Regions from separate parts of the Homo sapiens genome. Here region 2 is linked to region 1. The links are chromatin loops, found by intact Hi-C in ENCODE. Cell type or tissue: ascending aorta. All regions are shown on one strand. Links, peaks and the distances in the headings refer to the core of each region. The heading gives the core; the rest is flanking DNA. Region 1 has its middle 170 kb from the start of MAP1B. Region 2 has its middle 110 kb from the start of CARTPT.

Evidence for each region. Hi-C counts contacts between places; a loop is a spot of excess contacts. Peaks named below come from ENCODE experiments on the same cell type or tissue, not always from the same donor. Only the 100,000 strongest peaks of a DNase experiment are listed, where the experiment ranks them.
Region 2: it touches region 1 in a loop (3-fold over the local background); 5 of 110 quality-filtered maps call a loop at or near these places.

Annotation. Positions count from the first base shown.
Region 1 is chr5:71,928,503-71,938,254 of GRCh38, reverse strand. No RefSeq gene overlaps it. Among named protein-coding and RNA genes, the nearest start is that of MAP1B, 170 kb to the left of the region's middle. In ascending aorta, for the core only: a CTCF peak has its summit at 5,289; DNase peaks (open chromatin) are centred at 5,154 and 5,724; H3K27ac peaks cover 5,251 bases.
Region 2 is chr5:71,824,886-71,834,637 of GRCh38, reverse strand. No RefSeq gene overlaps it. Among named protein-coding and RNA genes, the nearest start is that of CARTPT, 110 kb to the right of the region's middle. In ascending aorta, for the core only: no CTCF peak of the experiment used is centred there; a DNase peak (open chromatin) is centred at 3,757; H3K4me3 peaks cover 277 bases; H3K27ac peaks cover 3,998 bases.

The sequences.
Region 1 (9,752 bases), core at 595-8,594:
GAGGCCTGTGATTCCCCAAAACTCATTTATGCAATCTGTGAACTCACACTGAGTTCTCCATATGTGCTAGGCACCAGCATGGGTATAACAGTGCCTCAGGCATGAACTCTGCTCTCCAAGAGCTTGCGGGGTGGTAGAGAATGTAAGCTGTGGCCACAAAAAACCACAGAACAAGATAGATGGTGGCATCTTGCAGGATGTCTCTTATAGGCAAGATCTGAGCCAAATGCTATGGCCACACATCGATTAGCATACATATATGTATCTCCTAGCTCTGCCCGCTGAGAGGGCCTGGACACAGTGACAGTCTCATAGCCACAAGCATGCCCGGTGGACCATTCTTGGTTTCTAAATATCATAAGCCCAATGGCCATTTTTGGTTTCTAAATATCTTTCTCTGATAAAAGGACCCAAGGCTGTTTGGAGCAATGGCCGGTTCTAGGGTGGAGGAAAAACGGATGGAGGCATGGCAGAAGAATAAAGGAGCCAGACTGAAGAAGCTCTCACTAGCCAAAGACACAACAATTTGTGCTTCATAACTAAATAGTGATAATATTAGATTATAACCCTAAAGAATAAATATCTGGGAGTCTATTCTGATATAAATGATTACATAAATAAATAAATGGGAGACAAGGGACAAATCTTTCTACAGAAGAATTCCAACAAGTAAACGTAGAAGCAATGAATGAAATAGAAAATCATCATTAAAACACCTCAGTAATAACTGCTGCTGGCAGGAACCCTAGATAAATGATCAAATAAGTGGGTGAAATTTTAAGAGGGAAACAGCTTCAAAGTATTTCTTTCAAAATTTACTAATTACTCTAGTGGCTGTAATATATAACAAATTCTTTGATACCCTGCTCTCTAGGAGGTGGTGCTTCACTCTCCTGCTCTTGGGTGTGATCTAGACAAAGAGACTCACTTTTAACAAGTTATTTGTGGAAGGAGACGTATAGTAACTTTACCATGGAGAAATCTGGCAAATATTACCTTAACAAAGTGATCAAGGTTAACATCGCCATGTTAAGTCACATTGATATCCACTATCCACTGATATGATGAGATGAGAAAGGCACTATTCTTCCCCCAAATCCATAACCTTAGTCCATGAATGAGAACATGTCAGATCAACCCAAACTGGGGGACATTCTACAAAATATCTAACTCCTACTATTCAAAGGTATCAAAGTCATGAAAGTCAAAGAAAGACTGAGGAACTGTCATCATTTGGGGGAGACTAAGAAGACACAATGACTAGATATAATGCGGTACCCTAGACCAGGACCTGGGACAGAAAAAGGACATTAATGGGAAAACTAAGGAAATCTAAATTAAGTCTATAGTTTAGTTAATGGTTTTGTATCAACGTTAATTTCTTGATTTTGATTAATGTACCATGGTTATATAAGATGTTAGCATAAATGGAAGCTAGGTAATGGTATAACATGAACTCTCTGTATTATCTTTGCAACTATTTTGTGAATCTAAAGTTATTTCAAAATAAAAAGTTTTTTTAAAAAAATGCTCTTACTAGAGGCTCTCAGTTCTAGGCAAGATGGAATATGCTTTCTACAGTTTTATCTCTCCTGCTGGTTACAATAAAACCTTGAACAAAATAGAAAATACAGCCACTTGAAGATTCTAAAAAATAAAAGTAAATCATAATAGTTGAAATAGGAAGGCAAATCAAAACTTGAAGGACTACCAGGACAGCCATGGTGAGTTTCCTGGTTTCTTTTTCCTTCCTTTGTCTACTAGGTTTGACCCAAGGACAAGCCAAATCAAGAAAATGTGCCATGCCATGAAAAGCCCAACCCTGAGGAAAGCCTGTCTTTCTGGCCAGAGGATTAGGAAAAGCAGCCCCTGTAAGCTGGAGACTGTAAGGAGAATCCAGGGTTTGTTTTGTTTTGTTTTCTCTTTTTTCTCTCAAAGCCCTTCCTGGAAGCCAGTCCCTGCCCCATAGTAGCACAATTGCCAAATGTGGTGGTGTGGTGGGCATCTGAAGTTCTGAGAGAAGAGTCACCCCTCCAGACATAGGAGCTGAGGAGAGGCGCCCCAGTCGTGCAAAGTGTAGGGGGACTTCCTATTATTTCTCTCTCACCTATTTCCTGCTTCAATGAATATAATTCAGAGGCAAACTCCATCTTTCTAGTGAGAGGACTCCAAAAAGGAGACTCCAGATGCTGGAAAGTGTGAGAAAAATCATTCGGAGGAGAGAGCAGAAATAGGAGATCCCCCATTTTTTGTAAGCTGTCACAAATCCTGAGCTCACAGACAATTGTGCATATGTAGAACACACCCCAAGAAGTATAGCAAAGGCTCTGAGAACTAAGCCTCAATGGCTTCCCCCAAAAGCACAGCTTTCAAAACTGTATGGACATTGGTACCACCCACCAACAGAAGGTGAGACAGAACTCACAGTCTAAGCCTGACTGGTGTAATTTCCTGCCAAAACACAACCTCTACATTATCCAGAGGAGAATCTCAGGGCCCAGAGATTCACAACAAAGTATAACAGGGCCCAGAGTCTCACAACACAATATAAACTGTCTTGGATATCATCGAAAATAGTCAACCTGCCAAGAACCAGAAAAATCTAATTCTCGAGTCAATCAACCAGTGACAACTTCGAGATGACCCAGATATTGGAATTACCGATAAAGACCTTGAAACATCTATTATGACCATTCTTCATGAGGAGAAAGGGAGCACTCTTGAATTGAATGGAAAGTTCTCAGAAGAGAAACAGAAATCATAACAAGAGAACCAAATGGAATTTTAGAATAAGAAATACAATATCTGAAATAAAAAATTCACCAGATAGACTCAAAGTTGGAGTCCGTCTTCAAAAAAGTCGACATGACCGAAAAAAGAGTCCATTAACTGAAACTAATTAGAAACGATACAATCTGAAGGACAGGGAGAAAGTAGGTTGAAGAAATGACCAGAGACTCAGGACCTGTGGGGTGGGACAATATGAAAAGTTTAACATGCATGTGACTGGAGTCCCTAAAAAAGAGGAGACACAAATTGGTGCAGAAAAAAAAATATATTTGAAGAAATAATTACAGAAATTTCCCAAATTCAGTGAAAGACATAAATTTGCCGATAATAAGAAGCTCAGGGAACCACAAACAAGACAAATGCAAATAAAACCATCAGAAGAAAACTGTGAAAACCAAAGGCTGAAGAAATATCAAAACCAGCCAGAGAAAATGACACATTGCATATAGATTAACAATTTAATTGACCGTGTATTTTTTTTCAAGCTAGAAAGAAAAGAACTGTCAACGCATAATTCTGTATCCCATGAAATCAAGACGTTCTCAGACGGAAGAAAACTAACAAATTTCATTACCAATAAACCTACTTTAGGCCAGGTGCAGTGGCTTATGCCTGCAATCCCGACACTTTCGGAGGCCGAGGCGGGTGGATCACTTGAAGCCAGCAGTTCGAGACCAGCCTGGCCAACATGGCGAAACCCTGTCTCTATTAAAAATACAAAAATTAGCTGGTCGTGGAGGTGCACACCTGTAGTCCCAGCTACTTGGGAGGCTGAGGTGGGAAAATCACCTGAACTGGGAGGCAGAGGCTGCAGTGAGCTGAGATCACACCGCTCTACCCAGCCTGGGCAACAGAGCAAGATTCTGTCTAAAAAAAAAAAAATTACTTAAAAAGAAAGTTACAGGAAGTTCTTCAGATTGAAGGGAAATTACCCCAGAGGGAGAATCAGAACTTCAGGAATGAAGAAAGAGCAACAGAAATTGTAAACATCTGTGTAAATATAATAAACCATTTTGTCCTCTAGAAATATGTATGACTATTGGAAGCCAAAATTAAAACATTGTTGGAAGGGAGAGTTTTCAATGCATATAGGTGTAATATATATGGCAATTATAACATAAAGGGAGGAGGAGGGTGTGGAACATACATGGTTTAAGATTTCTACATTCTACTCGAAGTGGTAAAATGCGAAATTTAAATAGAATGTGAGAAGTTAGGTAGGTATATATAATGGATACATAACACCTAGAGCAACTACAAAAATAAATATAAGATGATACCAGTATGAGCCTGGCTGCCTGCCCCTTCCCAGGTCTGGACTAAACACCCCCCATCTGAGACTATTCACCCATTGCTCACCCAAACCTTCCCTCTGGGGCTCAGCTGGAACCCCCTCCTATTGTCACATTTTCTAATCCCCCCATAGCTGCGGAGACAGAGGTGACTCAGCTCAGTCACATCCAGGATGCTACAAGGCAAGGAGAAGTTGAGGAAATCCAGACCCTTTCAGTCCATCCTCCAAGGGGAAAATTGCTGCTTGCCCAAGAGCCCACAGCAAGCCACTGTTAGAACAGTGGCCTGGAAGCAGATATTCCAGTACCACACGCCATCATGAAACTGGAGATTGGGGCTCCCTCCCCAGCTCCTCTGCCCCACCTGGGAGCAAGTGCTTGTGTCCAACTGTCCTCCAGGACTACTAGTAATGAACGCATACGTAGACGTTCTATGTGCCAGGCACTATTTTAATTGATTCTATTTCTGTCTATCTATTTACTCATCCATCCATCCATCCGTCCATCCTTCCATCCACACTAAGCCTCAAATTGCCCCAATTGAGATAGGTACTATCTTTCTCTATCGTTTATGGATGGAGAAAATCAAGCATTGGGAGGTTAAGAAACTTGCCCCAGATGACAGAGCTAACAAGTGTTGGCCCTGGAATTTGCATGCAGGTCTGGCTCTGGCATCTGAGTTCCTAACTACAGTTAGCAACACAAAGCACAGCTCTCTAAGACATTCCGTGGTCTGGAGGCTCCCCCTGACCCACACCCCCAGGATCATTTCTGTTCAGGTGGAATTTGGTGAAAAGGCATATAGAGGGCGGCTTTGAAGGAAGGAACTGGAGGGTAGGAGCTGGTAAGAGGCCTCACGCTGCTGACAGGCTGGTGGAGGGAGGCGCTTGGGTACCGTTGCTAGGCAACTGCCTCAGGCCTGTGGTCCTCTCAGCGCTGGAGCCTTCCTCTTGGGCTCCTCCGTTCTTCCCTAACAATGGCTGAGGACACCAGCACTTCCTCCCTTCTAGCTTGCTCCCTCTGAGTCACTGCCATTCCCAGTCACATGGTGTAAGCAGCTTGGCTTTGCCCCAAGACCCTGGTGGGGGCAGATAAGGAGCCTCCCATCATGCTTGAGTCCAGCCTCACTCTCTGGAAAAGTCTGGCCTCCTGCGGCAGCCAAGCATGGCAGGCCTCTGCCAACAGAGGTTAAGCCAAGCATCCTCAGACCATGTCCCAGCTCCAGTTCAATCTGACCTGCGTGCCGAGATTAGCAGCCAGCTAGTGGAGTGAAAAGGGATCTCCTCAACTTGCTTCCCTTTTGCCTTCCTCAAAGGTATTTGCTTTGTCATTTCTGTCCAAAGATCAACAAAGTGTTGCTGCTGGTGACACATCACAAATTTGCCCCTTGGACTTACCAGGAAGTCCAAAAGGAGGCCAATTAATCTCATTACTCTCCTATACTCCCTGTCTGCTTTAAATGTGATTCATTGAAGGTGAAAGGCTATTTTCACAGCCAACTATAAAAAGCCAAAAAAAAATGAAATCACTGTGACCCAGCAAAGAGGGTCGGACACTGGAAAGCATCCAGCATTCAGAGGACAGGGGCATCTCCCTTCTCTGCCAACAAGCCCACCAGCATTGGCATGAGTCACAGTTCAGTCCCCTCCATGGCAGCCTCCCTTGGCACATTCTTCCTCCCCTAGTGACATAACAGAGGCCCCTCCTTCCCACCACACTGCCCCATTCAGCTCACAGATCATTTAGCCACCTTCTAAAACACTGAATTGTACCACTTTCAGTAACAGCCTTGCTGGATACCTTTCATGGGCCAGATTCTTGACTTTCATAACTTATGTAAGTGATAGCCAGTGTCATGCTTGAAATCATTCTTTAATAACATCATTAGGAAACATGCCAATTTTTTTTTTTGTACAGGAAGAGCTAAGAAGAGGAGGCCAGGAAACAGCTCCTACCTTAAGTGCATCTGATGACAAATGACTCAAACACCACTTTGCAGAAGTAAAGGTGCTAGGCTGAGTCTTTGTAACAACTGGACCCAGAAGGGCACTGAGAAACACACAGCTGCTTTCTGTTGAAGACTAAAAGCATCCTTCAGCTACTCTAACATTTTCTCCCAGGCATTTCCAAAAGTGGGGTTCCAATGCTAAGGTCACTGGGGAATACTAAGTATCAAGTCCACTTCCTACTTGTTTCTCTTGAGCACACTCTAGAGTAGAACCCAGAGCTCTCCTTTAGTTCTTCCTGTGGTTCTTTCCCCCAAAGGAAGGGGGAAGATACACAGGTTGAGGAGGCAGAGGACAGGGCACACGAAGCTTTCAGAACTGTAGAAGTCTCCTATGTGATCCTGGAGAAAGCTGTGCATCTAACATACTGTCCTTTTTCCAGAAACCAGCAAGTATCTGTCTGCCCCTCCCCTAGCCTGGGTTCCCAGATTTGGACACCTGCCCCAAGAGAGATGGGGTCATCTTCAGCATCCAGCCTATGAAGTTCCCAGAGGGAGGGAGCCAGTAGCTCATTACCATTTCATCCTTTTGGTAAAACACCTAGAAGGGCTAGTTTGTCTTGTGAATAAAACATAGAGTTCTTTCTTACTTATCTCAGGACCCCAATTCACTTTGCCAAAAGAAAAAAACATTAAGCTGAAAGCCGAGTCATGCAAGAAACTGCCTTTCCTTTTGTTCCTAAGCAGAGAGCTACAGTTAAAGGTTAAATATCTCCACAGGTGATAACTCTATGTTCACCTTACCTTATATAAGGTGCCAATTTACTGAGCATGAGATGAATACATAGTTGACTGTTCCCCTACCTTCTCCTTTGTCTTACAACATGTGGATTAGCATACCCTCCCTCTTTCCCCTCCAGTCTAGTTTTCTGCTTTTAATATTGAAGCCCCCAAATTCATCTTTGGAGACAGGCACAGACCACAGACTGTTTCTGTGATTTCTGTGTTCTCTTCTTCTGGGCATGTCCTTACTCTTGGCAAAATACACTTCTAAATTGATTGAGACCTGTGTTAGATAATTTTTGGTTTACAAGCCCTGCTTACTCACCCCTCAAGAAGATATCTTGTTGGGCTGGGCTCGGTGGCTCACGCCTGTAATCCCAGCACTTTGGGAGGCCGAGGCAGGTGGATCACGAGGTCAGGAGTTCAAGACTAGCCTGGCCAAGATGATGAAACTCCGTCTCTACTAAAAATACAAAAATTAGCCAGGCATGGTGGTGGGCACCTATAATCCCAGCTACTCAGAAGGCTGAGGCAGAGAACTGCTTGAACCTGGGAGGTGGAGGTTGCAGTGAGCCAAGATTGCACCACTGCACTGTAGCCTGGGCAACAGAGCAAGACTCTGTCTCAAAAAAAAAAAAAAAGAAGAAGAAGACATATTGTTGGGTTTAGTCATCTGTGGCTCTGAGTGGTCACACTGGGTACCTTTCCAATGGGGCTACATAAAAGGGATCTGAACAACTACTGTTCTCAGGAAGAAAAGTGGGAAGTTCTTTAACTTCTAATCCCAGTAGCACTCCTTCTCCCACTCCTTCTATCACATACATGGACAGACACACAGACATAGCATGTATGCACAATTATGGATATAACAACTCCATTTGCTTTCCTAAGAAGGGCAAAAATCTTCTTCAATTCACCATCAGACTCTATCCTCACCTTACATTCTTCAAAGCCATAAATAAGGTATGAAGGAGTGAATAAACTCAAGAGGAAAAAAGGCCTTTTATGTGATGGGATTCAGGACATGCCACCCCAAAATATGACCAGAATGTGCCACCCTCAAATATGCTTCTTTGGCATAAGGATTATTTGAAGTGGTTCTTTTGACAAACTGCAGATACAGCAGTAGCTCTGAAAAGTTGTCTTTTTGTAAGAGAAATTTACATTTACAAAAGAAATTCCCATTTTTAAGGGTGCCTCCCTCTCTGCACCAGGAGGAGAAAGATTACTAAATTATCAGAAACTCTTCATCAGTGGAGAAGGCATCCACTTAAATCTGCATAGAAAATCTTACCCTTGGTTTATGGTGCTTTTCCTGGCCATTGCATCTTAATAGGGCCTTTTCCTATACACTCCTTTTTTTGTTTCAGAGAAACAAAATATTTAAGCCTAAAGTCTAATTTGAGATCTACAGGAGGTGTGTGTGTTATTAAACATTTGTTTGCTTTTCTCTTGTTAATCTGTCTTTTATTAGAGGGAGTCCCAGCTAAAAACTCACGTAGAATGGAGGAGAACGTTGTTTTTCCTTCCCACACATGTCTCACACTCACGGCAGAAAGCAAGGAAGAAGGGAAGGGAAAAATAACACTGGAGTAAGTGCTGTTGGAGAACCTTGTTCACAAGTTTCAAGAAGCCTGTCAGGCCCTGGAATTAACCTGCTCCCAAAAGAGATCGGTTGAACTATGTCCCCAGATAAACCCTCAGATTCCCGAATCTCCATATATCACATCCTCAACCGGTAGTGGTGTTTGATCATCTTCTCCAGATATACAGAAGAATCACAGGAGATCTGGCAAGAAGCTGCAACATTTCCTACTATGTCTGGTTTTCTTCTTGGTGTTGATGATGAGGCTTAAGAGATGATATAAGGAGAAGGAGAATTTCTTTTTGGAGATTAATAAAAATAATATTGAACCATTGCTGCATAACAAGCTGTCTTAACATTTAGTGGGTTTGTTACTGGAAAGGGGTTCCAATCCAGACCCCATGAGAAGGTCCTTGGATCTCATGCAAGAAAGAATTTGGGGCAAGTCCACAGAGTAAAGTGAAAACAAGTTCATTAAGAAAGTAAGGGAATAAAAGAATGGCTACTGAAAGAACAGAGCCACCCCAAGGGCTGCTGGTTGGCTATTTTTATGCTTATTTCTTGATCATATGCTAAACAAGAGGTGGATTATTCAAGAGATTTCCAGGAAAGGGGCAGGCAATTCCCAGAACTGAGGGTTCCTTCCCTTTTTAGATCACATAAGGTAACTTCCAGACATTGCGATGGCATTTGTAAACTGTCATGGCCCTGGTGGGAGTGTCTTTTCACATGCTAATGCAATATAATTAGCGTATAATGAGCACTGAGGATGACCAGAGGTCGCTTTTGTGGTCATCTTGGTTTTGGCAGGTTTTGGCCAGCTTCTTTTTTTTTCTTTAAAATTAAACTTTATTTATCAAAGCACCGTTAGAACAGTGAAAAGTCACAGCATGGGGGAAGATATTGGCAATATATATTTTTATTTCAATAGTTTGGGGGAAAAAGATGGTTTTTGGCTACATAAATAAGTTCTTTAGTGGTGATTTCTGATCGAGATTGTGGTGCACCCATCACCTAAACAGTGTACACTGTACACTCATCCCCCTACCATCCTTCCCCGCAAGTCCTCAAAGTCCATTATATCATTCTTATGCCTTTGCGTCCTCATAGCTTAGCTCCCACTTAAAAGTGAGAACATATGATGTCTGGTTTTCCATTCATGGGTTACTTCACTTAGAATAATGGTCTCCCATTCCATCCAGGTAGCTGCAAATGCCATTATTTTGTTCCTTTTAATGGATGAGTAGTATTCCATAATATATGTATGTGTATGTGTATGATATATATGTCACATTTTCTTTAGCTACTTGTTGGTTGATGGGCATTTAGACTGGTTCCATATTTTTGCAGTTGCGAA
Region 2 (9,752 bases), core at 565-8,564, 100 kb after region 1:
GACTCATAAAAATTGTATATATTTACAGTGCACAATGTAATATTTTGATATATGCATATATTGTGAAATTATTAAATTGAGCCAATTAATGTACCAATCATGTCACATACTTATTTTTTGTGGTGCAAAAAGAATTCAAATATATAATGCATTATAATTGTTATTAAAATTTAGCAATTTTTAAATATACATTATATTAACTATAGTCACCATGCTGTACAATAGGTTTTCAGAACTTATTCATCCTGAAATGACTCTGATCTTTAAAATGCATTTAAATTGTTTGTTTAATTACCTATTTCTAGAGAGGTCTCTGGAGGACTAGCTAATTAAATGTTTACAATATCTAACAGCGCTGCATCATTAGCAGTAGCTCTCCACTAAGTACCATCACCAGTTCCAATTCTCCTTCCACGGACTAACATATCATGGAAGGATTCACAGCCCAAGAGTGTTTCACATTTCAAACACTCATCCTAAGACAGTAGGATGTTTTCCAGGTGTCACAGCACTAATATTGGCCCTTTGGAACACATGGAAGCAGAAACACAGCTATTCTCTATAAACAAGAGACCAGGGCTACAGGAGAATTTTTATGTTTTTTTTTTTTTGAGACAGAGTCTCGCTCTGTCTCCCAGGCTGGAGTGCAGTGGCACAATCTTGGCTCACTGCAACCTCCCCTTCCCGGGTTCAAGTGATTCTCCTGCCCCAGCCTCCTGAGTAGCTGGGATTACAGGCACGTGCCACCATGCCTGGCTAATTTTTGTATTTTTAGTGGAGATGGGGTTTCACCGTGCTGGTCAGGCTGGTCTCAAACTCCTGACCTCATGATCTGCCCACCTCGGCCTCCCAGAGAATTGTTATCTTTAGGGAACCAGATGAACTATATTGTGTTCAGCCAGGTTCTTAAAGGCGTTTTCACTACCATCACAGCCAGAACTCTGACCATTGTGTATCATGGTATTTTTTCCCAAGCTGAGTGAACACCATTACCTGGACAGCTGACAATGCACCAGAAGTTACAGGCCTAGGAGTATGCATGTTTTTGAAGTTCCTCTAAAAATATGATGATCACCCAGGCTTGGGAACCATTGGTCAATTGTGCTCTAGACTGTGCAGTCCCTAAACAGAACAGAAACCTAGGTCAAGGAAGGCACAGGGATGAGCAATGTTGTTGCAAGGAATAGGGAAGAACCAGAAAAAGAAGAGAGGAGAGGGTGGGCAGATGGGAGAAAGAGGGGGCTGAAAGTGAAGGGCAGAAAGCCAACACTGGCCCAGGTCTCTACTCTGTTTAGGAACAGCTCTACCTAAGAGCAGGCCAGGGTAAGGAATGAGTCCATCCACGTGGATTGGAGGCATTGTAATACAGTAGTGAAGAGCATACCCTCTGGAGTCAGACTGCCTGGCTGGGAATCCTGCCTCTGCCTCTTATAAGCTGTGGGACATTGGGCAAGTTATGTAACCTCTCCAGGCCCCAGTTTTCTTATTTATAAAACGGAGGTATTAAAAGTAGTGGCAAAACTGCACTCACTTTTGCACCGACCTAATACTATAGTAGCTACCTCATAGGGATGTTAAAAGTATTATAAGAGCTTTAAGTGCTTAACATAGTCCCTGAATCCTAGTACAGTCATGAGTCTCTTGCATTATTCGGTGATTTTGTCATTGTGCAAACATCAGAGTGTACTTACACAAACCTAGGGAGTATAGCCTACTACACACCTAGGCTATATGCTACAGCCTACTGCTCCTAGGCTACAAACTTGTACAGCACATTATTGCACTATACTAGGCAATTATAAGACAATGGTAAGTATTTGTGTATCTACACAGATCTAAACATAAAAAGGTACCATAAACATATGGTATTATAATCTTATGGGACCATCATCATATATGTCGTCTATTGTTGACCAAAACTTTGTTATGCAAAGCATGACTGTACTGTTCTCTCTGCCCATTGTGACCCAGCTGTTGAGATTAAGTTGTAAGTGTATAAAACTACATGTTGTTGAAGAGGAGGAACTTTTCCTCTACTCTGTTGGGTTTAGTCAGTGGGGGCTTGTGAATTTGACTGACACAAGACAAACTAATAGTAGAAAAGAAATATAAATGTATTAACTTTTTAAAATTTTACATTCCTGGGAATTCACAGAAAAGAAGTGAAACTCAAAGAAGTGGTTAGACTAGGGAGCTTATATATCCTTCTTTTTTTTTTTTTTTGAGACGGAGTCTTGCTCTGTCACCCAGGCTGGAGTGCAGTGGCGAGATCTCGGCTCGCTGCAAGCTCCGCCTCCTGGGTTCACGCCATTCTCCTGCCTCAGCCTCCCGAGTAGGTGGGACTATAGGCGCCTGCCACCATGCCTGGCTAATTTTTTGTATTTTTAGTAGAGACGGGGTTTCACCGTATTAGCCAGGATGGTCTCGATCTCCTGACCTCGTGATCTGCCCGCCTCAGCCTCCCAAAGTGCTGGGATTACAGGCTTGAGCCACTGCGCCCGGCCTATATATCCTTCTTAACGAAGGAAAGAGGGTTTGGGCCTCAGGAAAAATAAATTAACTGAAAGTGACTAGGAAATACATGAGAGAACTAATGAAAAATAAGGGTTATTTTAGTAAGGTTTGTTTATGCAGACTTGGTGCCGGCTCTCCATCACCAGCGATAACAGTCGTGTTCCTCATCCTGGTTTAGGAGAGGGGAACTTATACCACCTTCACCAGGGGAAACTCATGCCCTGCTTTTAGACAGATAAAGGGAGAGCAGAGACCTCTTCCTGTATATGTTGATCTTTAACTGCCTTCAGCTCAAAATAATCCTTAAGCTAAAGAGGTGCGTTTTGAGGTGGCATATCCTGATCTCCTTCAACATAAAGACTAGCTAATGTATGTTGATGGTGAAACCGATGGCCTAGATTTCACAAGCGCCTCACACTGACCCACGGGGCCATCTGTTCACCAGTATGTGAAGCAGGTCATAATGAAGGAAAAAGGTTTGAAAACTACAGTGATCTAGGGGAACTTAGTACAACAACTTTTCAGGAAACTTTTTGGCATGTATATCGCATGAGTGGAGGCTATGGGTAGTAGGAGTTGAGGGAGGTCAGCAGCTGCCTGTAACTGACTGACCACTGGTGTAGTGGGAGGACCACTCAACTGGGTGGGATGATGGAATGGTCCACCTTTTATAGGCATTGCACTTTTCTGAGCTTCACTTCCCTCACCCATCACATAAGCATCCTATTAGGTTAGTGCAAAAGTAATTGCGGTTTTTGCCATTACTTTTCATGTCAAAACCGCAAATACTTTTGCACCAATCTAATAATACCTTCCACAGAGCACTGTGAGGGTTAAATAAAGTAGTGCCAGCGGAAAGAAAACTGAGAAACATAGGATCATTCTTACAGTTTCCTCACTGCATTCTTTTACCCAAATCACTTTTCAGGGATTCCTGAAACATGAATTTAAAGATTACCAATAAGTAGGCTGTAAATCTCCAGTGCTTAGTAACTAACGCCAAGAGTAACTGGGAAAGATTTGCTTTATTTGTTTTTGTGTTTTGGAATTTTATTTATGTGTTTTGCTTTGCTTTGTTTTTAGGAAGGCCAGGAAGAAGAAGGGAGAGGAAATATTTACAGACAGCAAATAGGCTTTTCCTGAGAAATCTATGGTGACCAGGGAAGCAGCTAGACAAATGCCCAAGTTTCATTTCTGTCTCATTCCTCCTGGGTTTAGTCCCCAGGGAGGAGTTTGGGACTCAGGCCAACCCAAGCCACAAGCCAGGCTCACTCAGGACTATTTATAGAGCTGGGTTGTTGGGTAGCTCTCTTTCTACATGAATATTTCCAGCTCTTTCTGATTCAAAACAGCTCTTGACAGCCCTGGCCCATAACAGTGTATGTTTAAGTGCTTTTACATATCAATATCCTGGCTCTCACTGGATGCATAAATTAAAACAATGTTAGTCTTTCTGGTTTATTCCATTGAGTAAAATAAATTAGTCAGTAGTAACCATGCATTGTTCTCCTTTGTATTATAAGGAGAAATATTTAGCTTTGTTGTCACTGACTTAGCCTTTTCCATCTCCTAGAAAGATAAAAACCCATCTGTAACAAAGGCTTCAACTGTACTTGTTTTAAGCATGTTCTAAGATTCCTCCTCTCCCTTAAAAAGGATTCTGAGATTACAGTGTCTCCTCTCTCCAATTTAGACGGCATTATGAATTATGGATATACCATCCGCTGAGGCCACCAGTCACCGGTATTGAACAGTTTTGATGAAATACTGTGACCAGCTTAAATTGTTTTTCAGAGACTCAAATAGACTATTGATAAAACAGCTCCAGCTGCCAGACCCACCCCCTGGTAATGAGTGTGTCTTTATTTGGTGAGAAAGTGTGGGCTTGCTAGGCTAGCCTTGAATTGTCACCAAAAGTGAAGAAGGGAATGGAGATAGAGACCTCATGGGACTAAGGATGAGAGGCCCTTAAATCCTCTTTTTGGGGGCTTATCTTGCACAAGGATGAATTGACTGGGGAAAGAGCAGCACTTATTCTCAGTGTTTTCCTTCTGGCTATGTGACATAAAAATCTACACTAATATCAATTTTCATGGGTAACTAGTGACCCAAGTGACACCAAAATGAATTTCTTAGTAGTAAAAATGTATCATATTGAAAAACAACTTTTCAGAAGAGTGGCCTAGAACCTCACAGGCTTTAAACATCTATTTGTTATAGTATAAGGTGCTGCCACAATATCAGGCCGTACTACATACTTGCTATTCTATTTTTCTAAATTTGTATGTAAACTTGAAACCCAAAACCTGAGAATAGAGGTCAACCGAGTCATGGAGTCCCAAGATTTCCTTCATATCTTCCTCATATTTTTTCTTTTCATATTTGTTTTCCTTTTCAAATTACAAAACTGATAAATGTCGTGCAGAAAATTTGGAAAACACTATAATCCACACTCAGAGGTAACTATTATTAACGGATACGGTTTGGATCTGTGACCCCATCCAAATCTCATGTTGAAATATAATCTCCTTTGCTGGAAGTGGGCCTGGTGGGAGGTGATTTGATCATGGAGTGGTTCTCTCATAAATGGTTTAGTACCATCCCCTTGGTGCTGTTCTTGTGATAGTGAGTCCTCATGAGATCTGGTTGTTGAAGTGTGTGGCACCTCCCCCATCTCTCTTCCTCCTTCTCGGGCCATGTGAAGTACCTTGTTCCCCTTTCGCCTTCTGCCATGATTGGAAACTTCCTGAGGCCTCCCCAGAAACGGAAGCCACCAAGCTTCCTGTACAGCCTGCAGAATCATGAGCCAATTAAACCTCTTTTCTTTATAAATTACCCAGTCTTAGGTATTTCCTTACAGTAATGTGAGAACAGACTAATACGTTAACATCGTATGTCCTTCTAGTCTTTTTTCTTTGCCCATATATGCAGATATACTGTTATACATATATGCATATTTTTTTACAAAACTGATGACATACTCTATATTTTATTTTATTTTATATATAACTTTGTCACTTAGTAAATTATTTTGTAAACATTTTTCTAAGGTGGTACATTTGATTTTTACTGGCTATATAGTAGTCCATCACATGGGTGGACCATAACTTACTTAACAAATCCACTATATCAATATGTTAGGTGGTGTCATTATTATAAAAATTCTATGATGAACATCCTTTTGCGTATATATTTGGCCATAACTCTGCTAATTTCTTTAGGATGAGTTCCATAAGGCATAATTTAAGGCTTTAGTCATAGTATCATCAGGAAATGATGCAGCAGCTAACCCTCCCTCAACTATGTATTAAAGTGCCTGTTTTGCCAACATCCCCATCATGGCTGGATATTGTAATTTTTAAATGATAACTTGTCAGTTTGATACCAAAAAGTAAAAATGGAAATAATATCTCATTGCTTTCACTTTCACTTTTTGTTTCTTAAAGACTCTATTGTATATACTATTTATTAATATTTTTTCTTTTGTGACTAGTTCATTTGTATTATATGCCATTTTTATACTGATCTGTTTATATATTTTTCACAGATTTGCAGGAGCTCTTCATTAAAAAAATCAGAATGACATCAGCAAGATGGCTGAATAGAGACAGTTGGCAATCATCTCTGCCAAGAAAAAGGACCAAGGCAATGAATAAACAGCTAAGGTATGACTGGAGTGTAGAAGAGACAGCACTGGAGTGCAGTGGGAGTGGAGGCACCTCCATGCAGCCCCATCTCTTTCACCAGAACAAGTTGGCCTGGAGACAGGAGGTAGTTCTCCTTGCAGGGAAATGGTAAGCAGAAGAATGCCACCAGCACCCGTTGCCACTGAAAACACTTACAGTTCTTACAACAGGAGAAACACACAGTCCTCACAAGCCCTGAGCCCATTTTGGAGAGCTGCCAGGAATTCACACAGCTACAGTGTTCTGGATTAGGAGCACAAGGTGTGCACTCTCCATACCCCATCCAGCCGCTGTGAGCCAAGCTATAGCAACATGGTGCCATGTTGAGACCAGAGCCACCTCTGGAGTGTGCCTTCCCTGAGGGCCAGTAGCTACTGTACCTGTCCAACACTGGGGCTCCATCTTCATTGCATCAAGCCCACATGGGTGGCTGAACGCCACAACCCCAGCCTGAGCCGATCATCAGCTGAGACTCTGGTCCTACACACCAGGGAACAAACCCATACACATACACTTCCAGCTAGAGGAACAGTCTGCCAGTCCCACCCAGGACAAACCCACACTTGAGCTAGCCGAACTACTGTGTGTCCTCCCCTGAGTGGGAGAAGTCCCTGAGTTACCAAGAAGCTGATATGCCCCCAAAGCCAGTGGTGTAGTTTCATGCTTGTGCTCAGGGCCTGAGAAACAGCCCAGTGGCATCCACCTGCCCGCCTTGGACACATCCCTAGCCTGCCCAAAGGCCTCATGCCCACATCTCAGGCTTGAGAAACAACCATACAGTCCATGCCCAGAAGACATGTTCCCAGGCCAGCTGAGCAGCCGTGCACCTGTGTCCCAGGCCACAGAAACAGCCCCATGGGCTGTGCCTCACAGGCATACCCCAAGGTTGACTGAGCAGCTGTGCACCCTCATCCCAGGCCAGAGAAATATCCCATGGGCCAGCCTCAACAGACATGCATCCAGGCTAACCAAGAAGCTATACAGCCATGTCCTGGGCCTGAGAAACAGTTCTAGAGACTTCCCCTGGCAGACATACTCTCAGGCTTACCTAGAAACCGCATGCCCATGCCCCCTGCCAGTGTAATAACCCCATGGTCCCAACCCCAACAAGCCAGACCCCAAGTTGGCTGACCTGCTGTGTGCACACATGTGCCCCTAACCTGAGAAACAGCCCAGTGACCCAGTGAGCCCACCCCCAACAAAGCCACACCACCACCATCACAAACTCTCTCAGCCTAGGCCACTGAGACACTCACAAGCATTGCTAGTGTGGATTGCAGCTGAAGAAACTACACAGAGACTACACAACTGTGTCCACCTAGAACCAAAGACAACACACTCCAACCAACACCCAAGACCCATATATATGAATAAGTCTTTCCCTGTGAAACCTACTCCATAAAATTGGAAGAAGCGACTATTCCACCAGATGTATAGAAATCAACTTTAAAACACATCAAACATAAAAAAGCGAAGAAATATCATGCTTCCAAAGAAACACAATAATTCTTCTGTAGCAGACCCAATCATAAGGAAATAAACAAAATGACAGAAAAGGAATTCAAAATAATAATCTTAAGGAAACTAAGTGAGATACAAGAGAATACAGATAGACTATTCAGTGAAATCAGGAAAACAATGTATTATTTGACTGAGAACTCCAACAAAGAGATAGATATAAAAAGAAAACAGAAATCCTAAAGCTGAAGAATTCGATAAATGAAATTTTAAAATACAACTGAGAGCTCAAACCACAGACCAGACCAAGCAGAAGAAAGAATTTCTGGACTTGAATACAGATCTTTTGAAATGACACTAAAAGGATAAAGAATAAAAAAGAATGAAGGAAGCCTACAGGATTTATGGGACATTATTAAGCAAACAAATACTCACATTCGATTTAGTGTTCCAGAAGGAGAAGAGAAGGGAACAGATATAGAAAACATATTTAATGAAATAGTAACTATAAAATTCCCAAGTCTTGAGAGAGATATGGACATCTAGATGCAGGAAGCTCAACGAACTCCAAATGGATTCAACCCAAACAGATTCTCTTCAAAGGACATTATAGTCAAATTGCCAAAAGTCAAAGACAGAAAGAATTCTAAAAACAGCCAGAGAAAAACATCAAATCACATATAAGGGACTCTCCATTAGACTAACAGTGGATTTCTCAGCAGAAACCTTACTGGCCAGGAGAGAATTAGATTATATATTCAAAGTACTGATAGAAAAAAAAAAAAAACAACTGACAGCCAAGAATATTATATCCAGCAAAGCTATTCTTCAAAAATGAAAGAGAAAATCTTTCACAGACAAGCAAAAACTAGGGGAATTCATCACCACCAGACTGACCTTACGAGAAATGCTCAAGGCAGTCTCACATCTGGACATGAAAAGATAATAACCACCATTACAAAAAAACAAAACTATAAAACTACACCATAGAGCAAATGGACCTAACGGATATTTACAGAACATTTCACCCAACAGCTGCAAAATATACATTATTTTCATCAGCACATGGAACATTCTCCAGGACTGGCCATATGTTAGGACACAAAACAAGTCTCAAAAAAAATTTTTTAATGCAAATCATATCAAGTATCTTATCTGACCACAGTGCAATAAAAGTAGAAATCATTAATAAGAGGAACATTTAAAACTACACAAATATATGGAAATTAAACAACATGCTCCTGAATGACCAATGGGAGAAGAAAAAAATTAAGAATAAAATTTAAATGCCTATAATCCTAGCACTTTGGGAGGCCAAGGCGGGCAGATCATGAGGTCAGGAGATTGAGACCACCTTGGCTAACAATTGTGAAACTCCGACTCTACTAGAAATACAAAAAATTAGCCGGGCATGGTGGCAGGCGCCTATAGTCCCAGCTACTCAGGAGGCTGATGCAGGAGAATGGCGTAAACCCAGGAGGCAGAGCTTGAAGTAAGCCAAGATCACGCCACTGCATTCCAGCCTGGGTGACAGTGCGAGACTCCATCTCAAAAAAAAAAAAAAGAATAAAATTTAAAAATTCCTGAAACAAATGAAAATAGAAACACAACATACCAAAACCTGTGGAATAAAGCAAAAGCAGTATTAAAAGGCAAGATTATAGCAATAAATGTCTACATCAAAAAAATAGAAAGGGGCAGGCATGGTGGCACATGCTTGTAATCCCAGAATTTTCGGAGGCCAAAGCAGGCAGATTGCTTGAGCTCAGGAGTTTAATCCAGCCTGGGCAACATAGCAAGACCTTGTCTCTACAAAAAATACACAAATTAGTCAGGTGTATTGGCATGTGCCTGTAGTCCCAGCTACTTGGGAAGCTGAGGTAGGAGGATCACTTGAGCCTCACTTGAGCCCAGGAGGTTGAGGCTGCAGTGAGCCGAGATCATGCCACTGCACTCCAGCCCAGGAAACTGAGTGAGACCCTGTCTCAAGGGGGAAAAAAAACTAGAAAGTTTTCAAATAACAACTTAACAATGCCCCTAAGGACTAGAAAAGCAATAACACCCCAAACTCAAAATTAATAGGAGGAAAGAATA